Linked DNA regions of Mus musculus: region 1 is linked to region 2. Evidence: chromatin loops called from intact Hi-C (ENCODE). Cell type or tissue: left cerebral cortex. All regions are shown on one strand.

Evidence for each region. Peaks named below come from ENCODE experiments on the same cell type or tissue, not always from the same donor. Only the 100,000 strongest peaks of a DNase experiment are listed, where the experiment ranks them.
Region 1: a loop joins it to region 2, with 13 times the contacts of the local background. A loop is called at or near these places in 17 of 42 quality-filtered maps.

What each region holds. Positions count from the first base shown.
Region 1 is chr13:109,923,343-109,931,342 of GRCm38, forward strand. All of the region lies in intron 8 of Pde4d (phosphodiesterase 4D, cAMP specific), which reads left to right. Among named protein-coding and RNA genes, the nearest start is that of Mir1904, 24 kb to the left of the region's middle. In left cerebral cortex, no CTCF peak of the experiment used is centred here; DNase peaks (open chromatin) are centred at 3,454 and 4,645; H3K4me3 peaks cover 4,268 bases; H3K27ac peaks cover 2,958 bases.
Region 2 is chr13:110,365,752-110,373,751 of GRCm38, forward strand. All of the region lies in intron 1 of Gm41058 (a long non-coding RNA gene), which reads left to right. Among named protein-coding and RNA genes, the nearest start is that of Gm41058, 11 kb to the left of the region's middle. In left cerebral cortex, a CTCF peak has its summit at 3,134 (motif pointing left); a DNase peak (open chromatin) is centred at 3,050.

The sequences.
Region 1 (8,000 bases), 440 kb before region 2:
CGGGCTGTGAGCCTCTGAAAACTCCCCTGGTTAGTAACTGAAATGTGTGCAGATTTTCCTGGGGCTGCTCTCTGTTCCCTCTGTCCCTCTCCTCTTCCACAAAGTCCACATGACTTCCTCAGACTCTCCTTCATATCGGCACTGTGGCACGTTCAAGCAGCAAGGTGAAATGTGTAAGGCCTCCCGTGATCTGGATGCCACAGTCAGAGAGTCATTTGATCACAAAGGCCAGCTCAGTGTCACTGTAGAATGTTACAGCTTGCTAGGGTATTTCTATGCAGATTAAATTGCTGCAGTGGGCACCCTAGAAGTTCGGACTGTATGCTAAAGTGAGGCTTCTTAAACTTAACCCACTTGTGACCTGTGACTGAGAAATCTTCACGTGACCCTAAACATATGGGTCTATAAAATAAATGTATTAACCTAAAATTTACTGATAATAATCACAAAGAGCTGCATTGTAAAATGATTTCTTGGTGTGCCTAACAGGTTTTCCCTAACTTATTAAAGAATAAAATAAATCTGCACGCTGGTGGATGGATCTGATTGTTTGATTTTTTATGCAGAGTCAAGTTGTGGCTGTTTGATACTGTAGGATGCACAGTCGCTTCAGTGTGATTTGGAGTTGATCAGCCGTTTAGTTTTGTAATCCTCAATACTAACAGCAACACCCCTTTGCATAATAAATACACAGAGTACAACGTGGCAGAAATGTGGTTAGGGGCAATTGAAAAAAGGAAATCGTGTTTTAATCTCAATCACACAAAATGTGTCGCAAGGCTTAAAAAGCAGGACCACTCAAGGCAGCAACTCAAATAGTAGTTTCTAAATCACTAGCAATACAACCCAAAGCTACTCAATTTGATAGTTAACTTGGCCAAGAATGGCAGAAAAATATAAAGTGTGTTTCGTGTAATTGGATTCACTGTGTGCAGAGTAAAAGCCTGGCAATTAATAACATATAACCTGATTTGAGCCAAATTTGTTCCAGCATTGCTCTGTGGTGTTACCTCACAGTGCAGAGCATGCATACCGTGCAGTCTTAGCCAGGGTCCTATGAAGTCACATTATATACAACCCAGGTGACACCAGACGCCTCAGATTCATCGTGCACTTGATTTTGATTTTCTATTGTTGTGTGTTCAGAAACGTTGTACTGTTGCAAAACTTTGTGACCTTGCATTCAGTCTCATGTGGGGTTCTGACGCACAGTTGCAGAAGCTGGGTACTAAAGGCGTTCAAGTTCAAGTTGAAATCCATATCCTGAGTATCAGCGTGCAGTGGGGAAAACCATTTTCCCACCCAGGTCTCACTGTGCGTGGAAGTGGGGGATAGGGGCGTTGACACCGAAGCTGCTCTCCGCCTCTGTGATGATTCGGATTAACGTGTTGAGAGTGGAGACAGGAAGGAACAGACCAGATTAAATGGTATCTTACAGAAGACAGGACTGGTCACAATGTTTCGAAGAAGAGGAGTAGGCTGGTGGAAGGGAACACCCTAGGGTTACTCAAGGATTCGCTTGGATGATTTATGTTAAACACCTGATAGCTTGTGACTCACACGAGATACCCACTGAATGGACAGAAAGAGTCACAGATTTCATCTGAGGCACTGGAAGAAACACGGGCCCAGTGACTGCAGTTGGAGTAGTTATACGGACTACTTTAAATAGAAAAACGGTTCACGGTTTTGAAGAAGTTCCAGGTGACGTTAGGGCAGGACATTTGAAATGGGAGAGTATGGTGAGTTTGGAAACGTGGTACCGAAGTTCAGGCGAGAAGTCGTCATGAAGAAGCGTAGGCCCGAAGCAGCAGCCCGTGGCCAGCCAGAGTGGAAGCCTTAACAGAAGGCAAAGAAAGGCATGGCCAGAGAAACCCGCAGAAACAGGCCTGGGGAGGGAGTGCAAAGTGTCTTCAAATAAGGCAGGATATGTCAAAGGTAAGAAAAATGGAGGACAGAGGAGAGGCGAGGGGTGTTCTGCTGGGTTATTCTGGTGGAGAAGTGGGGTTGGGGGTTAGAGGAATGTAGGAAATGAACCCAAAGGTGTGATGAGTGTCTGAGAACCCCAGCAGCAAAAGACCTGATAGTAATATCAGAGGCAGAGAAGGCCTTTCCCACCCTCACCCTTGGGATGTGTTTTACCACCCTCACCCTTGGGGTGTGTTTCAGGCTCTCCCTCTCTCCCGGGCCCCCTGCTGCCGAAGTGGATAGTACAGAACCCTATATAGGCTGTATGTTTTTTCTTAGTTATGTGAAACTGTAACTATTTTGTAAAAAAAAAAAAAAGATAAAAAATACACTAGAATATTAGCAACAGTCTGCTATCATCAGTGTTATTAAAACCTTGAGAATATTTCTGGGGTCTTCCATTTAGCATTTTCAGCACGGAGTTGGCTGAAAGTACCTGGAATTATGGAAAAGGACATTGCAGGACTGCTGTGCTAGACAGGTGTTAGGGTGAAAAATACTGAGGCAGGCCTGGGGCAGGGTGGGCGCCATAGAGTAACCAGGAGGCAGAGATGATGTAGGGTGCTGTAGAGTAACCACGGCAGGGAGTCCTAGAAGGACAGAGTGACAAGAATATAGACCTTATGCAGAACTTTGCAATAGACTAAGAGCAATGAATTTCTCTTGTTTCTCACCCACAAGATCTCTTAGGATAAAAGTTACACAGAATAATACCATGTCGAGCAGAATAGAAAAGGTTGGCTTTCCCACAAGAATGTCCAGTACATTTTAGCCCTCAGGATAACAAGGTAGGCTTGCTCTCAGTTTCAGCTCTGCATGCCTAAAAGCTATTCAGTTCTTTCTCGGCTTCATCTGGGATGATAAAAATGTTCTTCTGATCAGAATATAGAAACTGGAATCTGTATGCATAACTGCATTCTATATCCAGACAGAGCCATGAACTTTCAGATACTCCCGCCCTCCTTCAGTCAGATTTATATTTTAGACTTTGTTAAGTTTTAGAGTGTGACGGTATTAAAATAGAAACAAAGGATTTTGACCGCAGCCTTCCCCAAGGAGAAGGGATGCATTCTCGGTTGTGAAGTCTGGACCAGTGGCATTTCATTATGATTGTGCCTGTGTGTTGGGCAGGGGAGGGAGCAAAGCTGCCTTTATCACCAGGAAAGCCACGTGTTTGGGATTTGAGAGAGACTGTGCGCATTGAGATGGTATCAGAATCCACACAGACTGGCAATGCTTATTTAAGAAACGTCTACAGATCTTGATGGTTTTGTGGTCGTTATCCGTCCCTGTGAGGGGGAAGCCCCATTCATCTCACAGGCTGCAGGGAGACCTTTATTAAATGGCGTTCACCATGTGGGAAGGAAAGCCTCTTTTCCTTCAGAGGCTCACCTCGCCAACCAATCACGAAGCATACTGAGCCTCAACCGTACCCCCTGCCCTCCTAGAGCAGAGATGGAATGTGATTGGTGCATAGTTGGTTCTGTGGGCGGGGTTTCATGTCACTCTTCCCGGCTTCCCCCGCAGTTCCTTATTTGGTAGCCTTTGACAGAACTAGTCTTTCTCACAGCTAAGCATCTTGATATACATTATTCATTAAGCCCTGGAGCTCGGGAGAGAAAGATGCAGACCCTTAGCTCTTTAGCTGCTCCTCCATCACATGGATATTCCTTATGCAGAATAGCTGCTGAATTCCGTTCCATTTTGGAGTTTTACAAATGGCATGTGTTTAATGAGAAGACGACTGGATGGGATCATAATACGATGCTTTCTTATTTATACTTAATTACCAAAAATATTTAAATTCCCACACCCTGAATGGCTTTGTGGAAATTGGTAGAAGTCACGGTTTGAAGAGAAGCACATTTTAGAACTTGCTGGCACATACACATATAGACACATAATCTATCAAAAATGCCTGAAGCAAACTATTTATTGTCAGTGTCTTGGGGCTACATAAAGGTAAGATTTATTTTGCCGATAAAAACTGTCTACTTTCATTGAACAAGTGGTGGATTTTAACTAATTATAACGGTGTCTGAGCAATTTATTTCTTCTCTTAGATATGAACTGGGAAAGAAGTGTGTTTTGTTGCTGAAGATAAGATTGTATAACTGAGTGTCAGGTGTATTTTGTGTATTAAGAAAGGTTTTGCATGTGCATTGGTCCTTCTGTTTGTCCTCTATAAATTTAAGTTATGTTCTAAATAGCAAGGCAGTGAAATAACTTAATTGCAAATAAATTATTCTACCAAATTCCTTACTGTGACTGATGAATTCTGATTAGCATGCTGCATTTAAATATTATCAGATGATGTGTGGGTTCTAACTCTTTGAGGGCTAGTTTTGACTTCACGTGGAAAGTGGAAAATAATGTTTTGTTTTCCCACCTTCGTCTTTAAAGCTGTAGATGATGTATTTGTTTGAATGCTTTTCATTATAGTGTAAATTGATTAATCTGGAGATAACTGTAAGAAAGTTTCTTCACACCAGGGCTTGATTTTAATCTCAGGGAGTTGGTAAGGTGATGAGGATGATGATGATGCTGATGAGGTGATGAGGATGCTGAGCCTGCTTTTCACCTGCCCTGCTGTAAAGCTGTCATTGAGTTCTGCCTCCATGATTGAAGCAGGAAGGAGAAAACCCCTGGCTCACTCCCCAAGGAAGCATCATTTCAGCCTGGGATGTATGAGCCAATCACAGCTCATCTCTTCAAAGATATCTGTCTATTCCGCTGTGCTAAGTACTTTCAGAGTGAAGGCTCTGTCTGTTGGTTTTCCATTTCTTGGGGGAGCAAACTTTCATGATTGCTGTCGAGGTTGACTAGAATTCTAAGAAAGCTAGAGAGATCTTATCTCTGTCTTGCTTGCTAGGATTTCTTCTTTCTCTCTAAATCTCTAGGATAGTCCAGATTTTTTTTTAATGCATCTCATGTTTTTATTGCTAGCCATTTCTTGTTTTAAAATTGCAGTAAAAAGCAATACTAGAAATACTCATACTCTCCCCCAGACTCCCTCTCTTAGCCATTCCAGCCCCTTGAGGCATTTTAATGACTTTTGTTAGTATTATGACTATGAACAATGCCTATACACATCTAAATATAGACTTTTAAGGCTTACCTTGTAGGAAAATGCTTGCTGGGCTGCTTAGTGCCTGTGTTAACTAACACGCTGCCCCTAACCTTTTAAGGGAGTCAAATATTGATATTTGGTCTTATGTGTTCTGAAAGATTCATTTTTATAGAGCCAATGCAGTACTCATTTAAACAGGTCTTAATATTGATATCTCTCATACCTGCAAGGCATCATATCCAAATGATTGTTAGAATTTCATGCTGCAGACAGTAGCCAATGCAGTATGCATTTAAATAGGTCTCAATATTTCCCACACCGGCAGGGTACTATATCCAAATAATTGTTAGCAGAATTCCGGGATGGAAACTGTAGTCATTGTCTTACTGCTGGATGCATTGCATCTTTTCATGCACACAGGACATGTCATGTACCCATCAGGGTCAGTCGCATTACACAATTATAGAGGATTAAATTTGTAAAGGCTTCCTTTGTTTTATGACTTATTTTGCATCCTTGACCATCTTAAAAGTCCATAAAGAGAAGAATTGGAATTCTAAAACACAGAATACAACACTCAGACCTCTGCAATTAGACTTTGCTTTATGATTTAAATGCTGCACACACACACACACACACACACACACACACACACACTGGTGCATAATGAGAACAAAGATCTCAAACACATCCACGGAGCAATCTCTTCCTCTTTCTTCCCTCCTAGTTGTAACCACGATTCGCTGTAATGGTTTTAAACCATTTAGAGTAGAACAGAGCCAGTAAGAAATTCATCAACATAAAATACAGATAACTTTCAAACATCGCTACATACCCGATTCAATAGAATTTCACAGAGCTTTCATTAAGAGGCACTTTTGCATCACCCATCCTAAATCAACTGGGGGTGCAATGGTGTTGCAAGGGACATTCTGTTAGTTTCTTTTTTTTTTTTAAAGCCATCCTTCCTTACCCATGGAAATAGTCTATAAATAGCTTAATAAACACAGTTATTCAAAATGACAGAAATTAACCTTGTAATTAAAATGTTTGTTAAAAGCATTAATATATCATTCTTTAATCAGGCAACTCCAAGTTGAAAAAGCACTCCTGGCCACTTTTGTGGTTATTAATTTAGCACACGGGGATTGAAACTGTTATTAGCAGTAGCCAAAAGAAAAAAAAAGTAACAATTTTAACTCTTCAAAAATGTCTTTGTGCTGTAACTTAGTTGGCTCTTTGAACATGGCCTTTTGGAAATCCCCCCCACCCCCAGCCCCCACCCCCTACCTCCCTTTAGCTCTCCTGGGATGGATACTTTAGGGAGTTGCTTTAAATATTGTCTCATATATATATTTTAAAATGTAACGTTGCCTTCTTTGGAACACAGCAGGCCTTGGTAGGGAGGCAGGCGTGTGATGTAGGGCTTCTCCAACCCATGCTTCTATGTTGTAGACAAAGAGGAGAGAGGAGTGTGGGACTAGGCTATGATACAGCACGATTCAGGGGAGTCAGCACAGGAGAATCTCTTCAGTGGCCTTTTTAACCTTGGTTATTTTATTGCACTAACTGACGATTTTGATGAATTATATAAACAAATTCTCAGAATGATTGTACATCAGCTACCTCATTCTTGCAGCAAACCTAAATCATTTGCATGACAAGTCTGCAGATATCTGCAGGTAGCATGAACATGAGAATGTCGCAGCTGCCATGTCCAGCAACGTAGTCATCCTACCAGTCTACGTGTAAGGTAGACGATGGGTCTGTGGATTCCTGTCTCGTTTGCCCAGTGGTCTTCAGGAAATGAGCATCTTGGTGCTTCACTGTACTGAGAGATGTTCAGTGTGGCTGGCACGTCCTGTACTGTCTGCTGAGAGGCTCGCACTAGCCGAAAGCAGTGCCCACCCCTCCCCACTTTGACATGGTCAGGTAGTCCTTAATGGCAACTTCATCTTAAGAGCATGGGCTACTTGAAATCAAAGAGAAAATACATTGCTGGCTACATGTTTAAAATATTCAGACAACCTTCTTTTGAATATATTTTACCTAATGTGTACATTTTCCCAAGGGTAAATTATTTATAAAGCACTTTTTTACATGTGAGAGATTATACATAATATTGGCTTTGAGACAATGTTTAAAATGGTTTTGAGACAGATGTGATTTCCCATATGGGCCCTTACCTAAATTCCTTTATGTAGATGGATAAAACGGGGATTAGCTGTAGATGTATGTGTAATCAGATACATCTTTGTGTCCTTTATTGAGAGACATCAGTTTATCAGTATTAAAGGCTCAGAAATCAGGGTTGACCACCATAGAAGAGCTAACAAAAAGAACTCGAATAACTGAGTGTGTGTTCTGTGGTAGGCAAAATAGAAGACAGCTTCAATGGGTTAGCTCAATTAATTAACTGTAAACTGACAATTTCCTTAAGAAAACATAATTGGTAAATAACACAAAATTTTGAACACTAGTTAGTGTAAATGCCTTTTGAAATAATCTCAGGAAGTCTCGTCTTAGTTTCACAGGTAGTAATATATTCTGCTCTGAGTGCAAACAGGACCTGATGCCTTGTGGTGTGTGATGTGGTACACACACTTATATAAAGGCCTCGGAGCAAATACAACCGATTGCCTGTGGTAATTATTTCTGAGCAGTGGGGATTTAAAGGTTTTTCTAAATCTTCCCAAATGTCTAGGTTTCTAGATTATTTTTAACCATATATGTGTGTGCTGTGCTTAGCAAGAATGTGTACAAATACATAGGGCAAGAAGAGCACATTTTATGTTTCCACATTTGAGAATATACTCGCACCTGCAGCCGACACACAGACTTGTGCTCACCATGGCCTCCATGGCCAGTTCTTCCTACCTTTAGGAGAAACGGAGCGTGTATTCCTTGTGTCTCACTGTTGGCTGGCATTATCTGGATCGCACTCTGTCTGTGGTGAGGGTTG
Region 2 (8,000 bases):
TCTCGTTACTTTATATGGAAGAGGTTCAATAAAGGACAGTTTAAAGCAATGAAAAATATAAAGACTATTTTAGGAGAGTAAACCTTGAGTTAAAATTATTTATTTTGGGGTGGGGTATTAAAGATGTGTATAAATTGATATATGACATATTTGCACAAATACAGATATTTATATACACATAGATAAAGAGAAAGTCTAGGTAACAATTTGTAAAAAAAAAAATAGATGTATCAACACCTCAGGTAAAGAAACTAATGATCATTTTAGTGGTTTGAATGAAAATGCCCCCCCCACAGACTCATAGGGATTGGCAGTATTGGAGTAGGTATGACCTTGTTGGATTAGGCCTGGCCTTGTTGAAGGAAGTGTGTCCCAGAGGGTGGGTGTTTGAGGTTTCCAAAGCTCAAGCCAGGCCCAGTGGCTCACTGTCTCTTCTTTCTGCCTATGGATGCAGATTTGGAACTCTCAGGTTCTTCTCCAACACCCTGTCTGCCTGCATTGAGCCATGCTTCCTCCATGATGATAATGGACCAAAACTCTGAACCTATAAGCTAGCCCCAATTAAATGTTTTCCTTTATAAGGGTTGTGTGGTCATGGTGTCTCTTCACAGCAATATAAAACCTAAGACAATTAGCATTGCACCAGAAACCCCAATTTTATCCTACCCCATGGTATTTACCATCCTTCTTTCTAGAATAGGCAGCATCTAGAGTCTTTAGCTATCATTTTGTGTTCTATGAAATACAGCTTTATAATTAAGCATGGCCTGTAAGTAAGCCTGGAGAAACTAGAGAGCAAGTGTAGGCTTTGTTAGTGTGGGCATGGCAAGAGCCTTACCCAAGATGCAGCTTTTAGCAAAACCAAACCAAAAACGAACAACCAAAGAAGCCGCAGATGGGGCGTGGCTGCAGGCTGGAGCAGCTGATAGAGAGCTTACACTTCTCTCCAGCAGGTGCCAGTGCTAGCAGGAACTTCTAGAAAGTTCCATAAGAAACACAAATCCTCAGGTAGTTGTCTGAGCACCCATGTGGTCTGTGTTTGCTTTGGATCTTCAGCTTCTATGAGTGGCTTTTAGAGAAGCCATGTTCAGAGTGGAGGGGCCTTCAGCTGACCCAGACAGCACAACACTAACACAAAACAATGTAAATAAATGTCTGTATCACACTCGCTGGGGCAAAATTAGCCCGAATGGAGTCTGTTGTTCTCAACTAAACTGTGGCTGACACTCCGTGCTTTTACTCATTGGTGTTTTAGGTTTTGTTGTTGGTGGTGTTGTTGTTATTGTTGTTGGTGTTGTTTTGTTTTACCCTGTGCCCATGAGCTGTCTTAGGATATACATAAACTCCATGTATGCTCTTATTTCAACAGAAAGAACCAACACTGAAAGTGGCTTCATCGGGAGGGATCTATGTGACTAAGGATAGCACAGATTTAATATCATTGGTAATCTTTTTATTTCTCATACTGCTTAGTGGGCACACAAGTGCTTTCTGTGACCGCCTTTGTGTATATCATTCTTTGGTCACAATACAATTGTGGTGTGGTTTGGAGCCAAAGGCAGAAAAAATGCCTCTGTACACAGTCTCTCCTCTTCCTGTCGCCCCTGCTCCACCTGGGAGGTGCCTGAAGCTGTACATTCAGATATTTACAGTTGGCAGAACAGCAGGAAGGCTGCCTCACTGCCCCACATCAGACCACTGGCCTGAGTAAAGCCAAGCCTTCAGCAAGCCTCTAGAGCTGCAGCTGCTGCTGCTATAGTGCTCTGGTGGGCAGGGCAAAGTTAGCTTAGCCACAGAGAGGCTGAGGAGCAAGAAGAGTGGCACCACACACACAGCACCACCAGTGTGCATGGGTTTCCAAGGGGCAGCATGGAGCTTTGACTGAAAGAAGAACAAGCGCAGGGTACGAGTACATGGTGGCTATTCGAAAAGTGCTGGGATGGAGAGGGAGAGGGAGGGAAGGAGGGAAGGAGGGAGGGAGACAGAGAGCAACAAGAAATGAGAAATTAGAGAGATATGAGAATTGAGAAGTGTGTGTGTGTGTGTGTGTGTGTGTGAGAGAGAGAGAGAGAGAGAGAGAGAGCAGAGAGAGACTAAAGAGAGAAACCAGAGCCAGAGAGAGAGGGAGAGAGAGAAGAGATCAGAGGGAGAGACCAGAGAGAGATACAAGAGACTAGAGAGAAAAACCAGAAGAGACAAGAAATGAGAGGGAGGGGGAGGGGGAGATGGAGAGGGAGGGGGAGGGAGAGAGAGTTATTGTTTTCTATTTGTCTCCCAATTATGTTGGGGTCATTAGGAACAACCAAAATAGAATTGCAGTCAATAAGTTGTTAAGAAACACCAACACTTTCCTACTGATAACACCCTCTTATCAACACCCTACCCCGTGATGAAATTCCCTCTTGGTGCAAACTCTAGCTTGGCCTCTCTTAGTCTTTCTCTGCAGATATCACTGTTGGCCTAGAAAGACTTAAGACACTAACACGTTCCTAACAAGTCATGACCACATCTGTAGCTTGAGCTAGCCTCTCCTAATGTGCCTTTCTGCTGAAACTCAAAGCTGCAAAAAGAAGTTCTACTGTCCCAGCCAACACCTAAGACAGGACTTAGCACAGGAGCCTAAGTTTCAATGGTCCCAGTAGCAAACCTGGGTGAGTCTCACGTAGACCAACATTCCTTGCTGCCTTTTGTAATGTTGTTATTTCCCTGACTGTATTAAAACTATGTTCACCTCTTCCTGGTTGCTTGTTCTCCATTTCAAAGGTCCAGGCAGCTCTGTGCAAATCATGTTTGAATTCACTTCACACTGGATTATACTCTTGATTGAAATAATTTCTTACTGATAGAACTGTTGTTATCATTTCCCAAGTCTCTGGCTTTGCTTATCTTTAACACCTATATTACATGTGGCAGAAAATCTATTCTAGAAAGTGCTTGTGTGCTTTGAAAAGGACCTAACGGCAGACAGAGAATGCTGCCCTCTGCTGGATGAAAAGGACCTAACGGCAGACAGTTAGAGAATGCTGCCCTCTGCTGGATGAAAAGGACCTAACGGCAGACAGTTAGAGAATGCTGCCCTCTGCTGGATGAAAAGGACCTAACGGCAGACAGTTAGAGAATGCTGCCCTCTGCTGGATGAAAACTATGGCTTGGCCTTAGGTGCTTTTGCGTGTGACCACTTGTCACACCACCTTTATAGTGACTATGACTTGTGTGCAATGGATCTTCACAAGCCATGGGACCCTGGATGGGCACCACTTGATCGATGTTGTGTAAATGACAATTTTAGCTGTTTTACTTGACGGTGGACAGACTGCCTCAAAATATTAGTACCCTAAGGACTTTTAGTAAGCCACCTTGGACTGGTAAAATGGCCCCACAGTTACCCCACTTAGATACAGAAAACACTGCATTTCTTATAGCATCAAGAGAGATTGACCATAGCATCCTTTATTCACACCATTTTTTGATCTCTTTACCTTTTGATTCATTACTTGGGGAGTGGGGAATGTTCTTTATTCCTTAATCACTAGGGGAAATTTTAAAAGTACGATGGCCTTTGCGGAGGGCATCATTTAGTGATAAAATTATACTTGAAACCTCATAAGCCAGGATTAAAGCACATGCTTTTCATCCCAGCACCAGAGAATGAGAAGCAGGAGAAGCTGTGAGCTCAAGGCCAGCCTGGACTGCATAGAGGTACCTTGTCTCAAAACAACAAAAGCAAAACAGCCATAACTCATAAGAATATTGGGACGGGCAAGCATTCTAAAGCAGTGGACTCTTCTGTTTGGAAGTCTTTTGGTGTATTCACCAAGCAGCCACTCCTAGCCTCTGCTCTCCACCAACCTCACTCCTGGCACTATGCAGTGTTCACAGATCCTCACCCACAGGGAGACTGCCTACCTACTCCTCTCCAATCTCCTTTGCATCAGAAATCCAGAGATCAGCAGAATTGCCTTCCTCATCCTGAAGGTGAATCCCTTCCCCTCTCTGTACTACATTTGTCTTCACAGGATTCCCAGTCTGACATCTGGAACTGATCTTTTCACAGTCAACAGCACCATAGGCTCTGTGACAGTCTCCATGGGCTCCATGACAGTGCTCCATGGGCTCCATGGACTCCATGACAATGCTCCATGGCTCCATGACAGTGTTCCATGGGCTCCCTGACAGTGCTCCATGGGTTCCCTGACAGTGCTCCATGGGCTCCCTGACAGTGCTCCATGGGCCCGACAGTGTTCCATGGGCTCCATGACAGTGCTCCATGGGCCCCAAACAGTGTTCCATGGACTCCATGACCATGCTCCATGGACTCCATGACAGTGGTCCATGGGCCCCATGACAGTGTTCCATGGGCTCCATGACAGTGCTCCATGGGCTCCATGACAGTGTTCCATGGGCTCCATGACAGTGCTCCATGGGCTCCCTGACAGTGCTCCATGGGCCCCAGACAGTGCTCCATGGGCTCCATGACAGTGCTCCATGGGCTCCAGACAATGCTCCATGCGCTCCATGACAGTGCTCCATGGATTCTGCTGGAGAGGATACTAGCTGGCATTCTATTTCTTCATCATCCTTGCATACTTTATTCAAGAATTTATACCACTAACTGACTCTGTGTGCATTACCATCACGTGTGGCAGATCTTGCTCTCTGTTGATATTATCATTTTGCCTCCTGGAGGATTTTCTAGCTACTCTTTTGCTTCTAGCTCTGCTCCACCACCACCCCAGCTTTTTCTCACCCTTCCTGACTTCAAACTCTCAGGATTTCACTTTTTAGATTTACAGTCTTCCTATTTAAATAATATTTAAAATTATGCACTACTTTCATGGTGCTCTGGATATTTGTCATAAGATTAAAGGAGTTTCCGAGATAATACAGGTAATTATAGCAGAAATCTACAAAATATTCTACCCAGACATCAAAGAATATACAATTCTACTAAAAAAAAAACACACTGGAGCTTCTGGAAAACAGATTACATACTGACACACAAAGCAGATCATAGCAAATTGATGTGTGCAGTATCTATCTTCAAAAGGAACATTCCCAAACTTCTCTGAAGCCAGTATTACTCTAATAGCCAAGCCAGGCGAACATACAACAACAAAAAAAGAACTTACCTTCTGACTTCCCTGGTGGATATAGATGCAAGATTCCTCATCAAAACACTTAAAAACTGAATATTGGAACATATGGGAAAACTGAATATTGGTCAACCACCATGGTCAAGTTGGCTTGATGCCAGACATTCAACATAAGTCAATACATGTAACAAATCATGCAAATCCCACTCATCTCAATAGGTGTAGAAAAGACTGCTGACAAAATCTCACACCCTTAATGATAAAAGTTCTAGGAAAAAAATAGGACTGGGGCAACACAGCTCAGAATAATAAAGGCTGCCTGACAAAATCATAACCAACATCATCTTAAATAAACAATTAGAAATTAAAATATAGACCCATTAAAATAAAGAACGAGACAGGGATCTTCACCATACCCAACCAATTTTAATAAAGTCCTTGAAGCAGCAATTCAAGCACCAAAAGCAGAGGATGGAGTTAGAACAAAAGGGAGACGAAGTCAAACCATTCTATCTGCAGATGATATTGTACATAAGAGATCCCAAAATTTCCTCCAAAAATCCTTCAGAAGAGATGGACTATTTCAGCAAAATGACAAGCTACAAAATTAACTTACAAAGACCTAGTGACCTTTCTGTATACCAACAAGCAACAGGCTGAGACAGACATTATGATAACTGTATTGGCTGGATTTGTGTGTCAATTTGACACAAGCTAGAGTCATCAGAGAAAAAGGAGCCTCAGTAGAGGAAAAAAAAATGCATTCATGAGATCCAGCAGTAAGGCATTTTCTCAGTTAGTGATTGTCTTACTTAGGGTTTTACTGCTGTGCACAGATACCATGACCAAGGCAACTCTTATAAGGACAACATTTAATTGGGTCTGGCTTACGGGTTCAGAGTTTCAGTTCATTATAGAATTGGGAACATGGTAGTGTCTAGGTGGGCATGATGCAAGCAGAGCCAAGAGTTCTACATCTTCATCTGAAGGCTGCTAGCAGAATGCTCACTTCCAGGCAGCTAGGACTAGGGTAGTAAAGCCCACACCCACATTGGCACACCTAACAAGGCCACACCTCCTAATGGTGCCACTCCCTGGACCAAGCATGTACACACCATCACATTCCACTCCCTGGTCCCCATAGACTTGTTCAAACATATGAGTCTATGGGAGCTATACCTAAACATAGCATAATGCCAAATACATTTAGTTCAACTTCCAAAGTTCTAGTCTATAGCAATCTCAACAATGTTAAAAGTCCAAAGTTCAAAGTCTCCTCTGAGAGCCATCTAATCTCTTAACTGTAATGCCCAAATCAAAATAGGAAACCAGCTGGACAAACTCCAAACTCTGCATCTCCATGTCTGATGTCAAAGTGATCTTCAGATTTCCATCTCCTTTTTCATCTTTGTTGACTGCAACAAACTTCTTTCTCCTGGACTGTTTCTACTTCCTGTTAGCAGCTTTCCTCAGCAGATGGCTCTGGTATCTAGAACATCATAGGGTCTCCAAGGCAATTTCAATGTTATAGCTTATTGTTTCAATGTCTGAGATCCACACAGGATCTTCTGGGCTCCTCCAAAGGGCTTTGCATCACTTCTCCAGTTCTGCCCTCTGTAGCACTCTAACCTCAGGTTGATCCACTTCTCTGCTGCTGTTCTTAGTGGTCATCCCATGGTACTGGTATCTCCAATATGCTGGGGTCTTCTGCTGCAACTAGGCTTCACCAAAAGCCTCTCATAGGCTCTCTTCATGGTACCAACCTCAAGTCCTCAAGTCCTGGGACATCAACTGCAACTGATGCTGCACTTTCACCAATGGCCTTTCATGGCCTCTCACAGTGCCAAGTCTCAGCAGCTCTTCTTGATCCCTTAATGCCCTTAAAGCCAATACCACCTGGGTGACTCTAATATGTTGCCAAGTCCAGCTGCAGCAAAAGGTACAACCTTGGCTATCTCTGGAATATAGTTTCTTTGTGTTCTCAGAAAACATTTCCCAGATGATTTCATCTCAGTGTTGCTGGTATCTTCTTAATCACCACTAATTTCTTAGCTCCAGCTAACTAGCATCAATTGTCCCAGTAGTCTCCTTCTCCTCTTGACTATAAAGCCAGAGGCACATGGCCAAAGCCGCTTCTGCTGCTTGCAGGAGCTGGAACATGGTCCCCCTTGTTCTATTACATCATCACTAGCTTCCTCTTTTCTAACTCCTTCACTGCCTAAGCTTGGTTGTCCTGGATCTTGCTCTGTAGACTGACCTTGAACTCAGAGATCTGCATGTCTGTCTGCTGGGATTAAAGGTGTATACCACAATGCCTGAATTTAAGCTTTTCTTCACCTAGAAATGGCTCCAGGCTGGCGTTGAACTCAGAGATCTTTGCCTCCTGGGATTAAAGGCGTGTACTACCATGCCTGGACCTAAATTTGGCTGGGTGGGATCTTGCCTCAAGGTCACTTCTTGGTGCCTCTTTAATGCTCAAACCATATATTTTATATTTTCCCTTTCTCAGCTTGCTATACTTGTTTAAAATGTTTTTCATGAGACTTAACCAGAGAACAAAGTCTATGATAGGTGCCAGTGCAATTCCTTTGCCAGTGCAATTATTCTGAGTCTCTTCACGTTAGCCTTAGGCAGACTTTTTAGACATGGGCAAAAAGTAGCCACATTCTTCACCAAAATAACACAAAAACAGTCTCTAGGCCACATTCTAAAATTCTCCACTAAAACCTCCTGGGCCAGCTCAGTTCGATTCAAATCACTCTCAGTTACAGTCTTCCACATTTCCACTAGGATAACCCATTAAACCCCATTTAAAGCATTCCATGGCTTTCCAAACCCAAAGTCCCCAAATCCACATTCTTCCAAACAAAAGCATGGTCAGGCCTATCACAGCAATACCCCAGACCC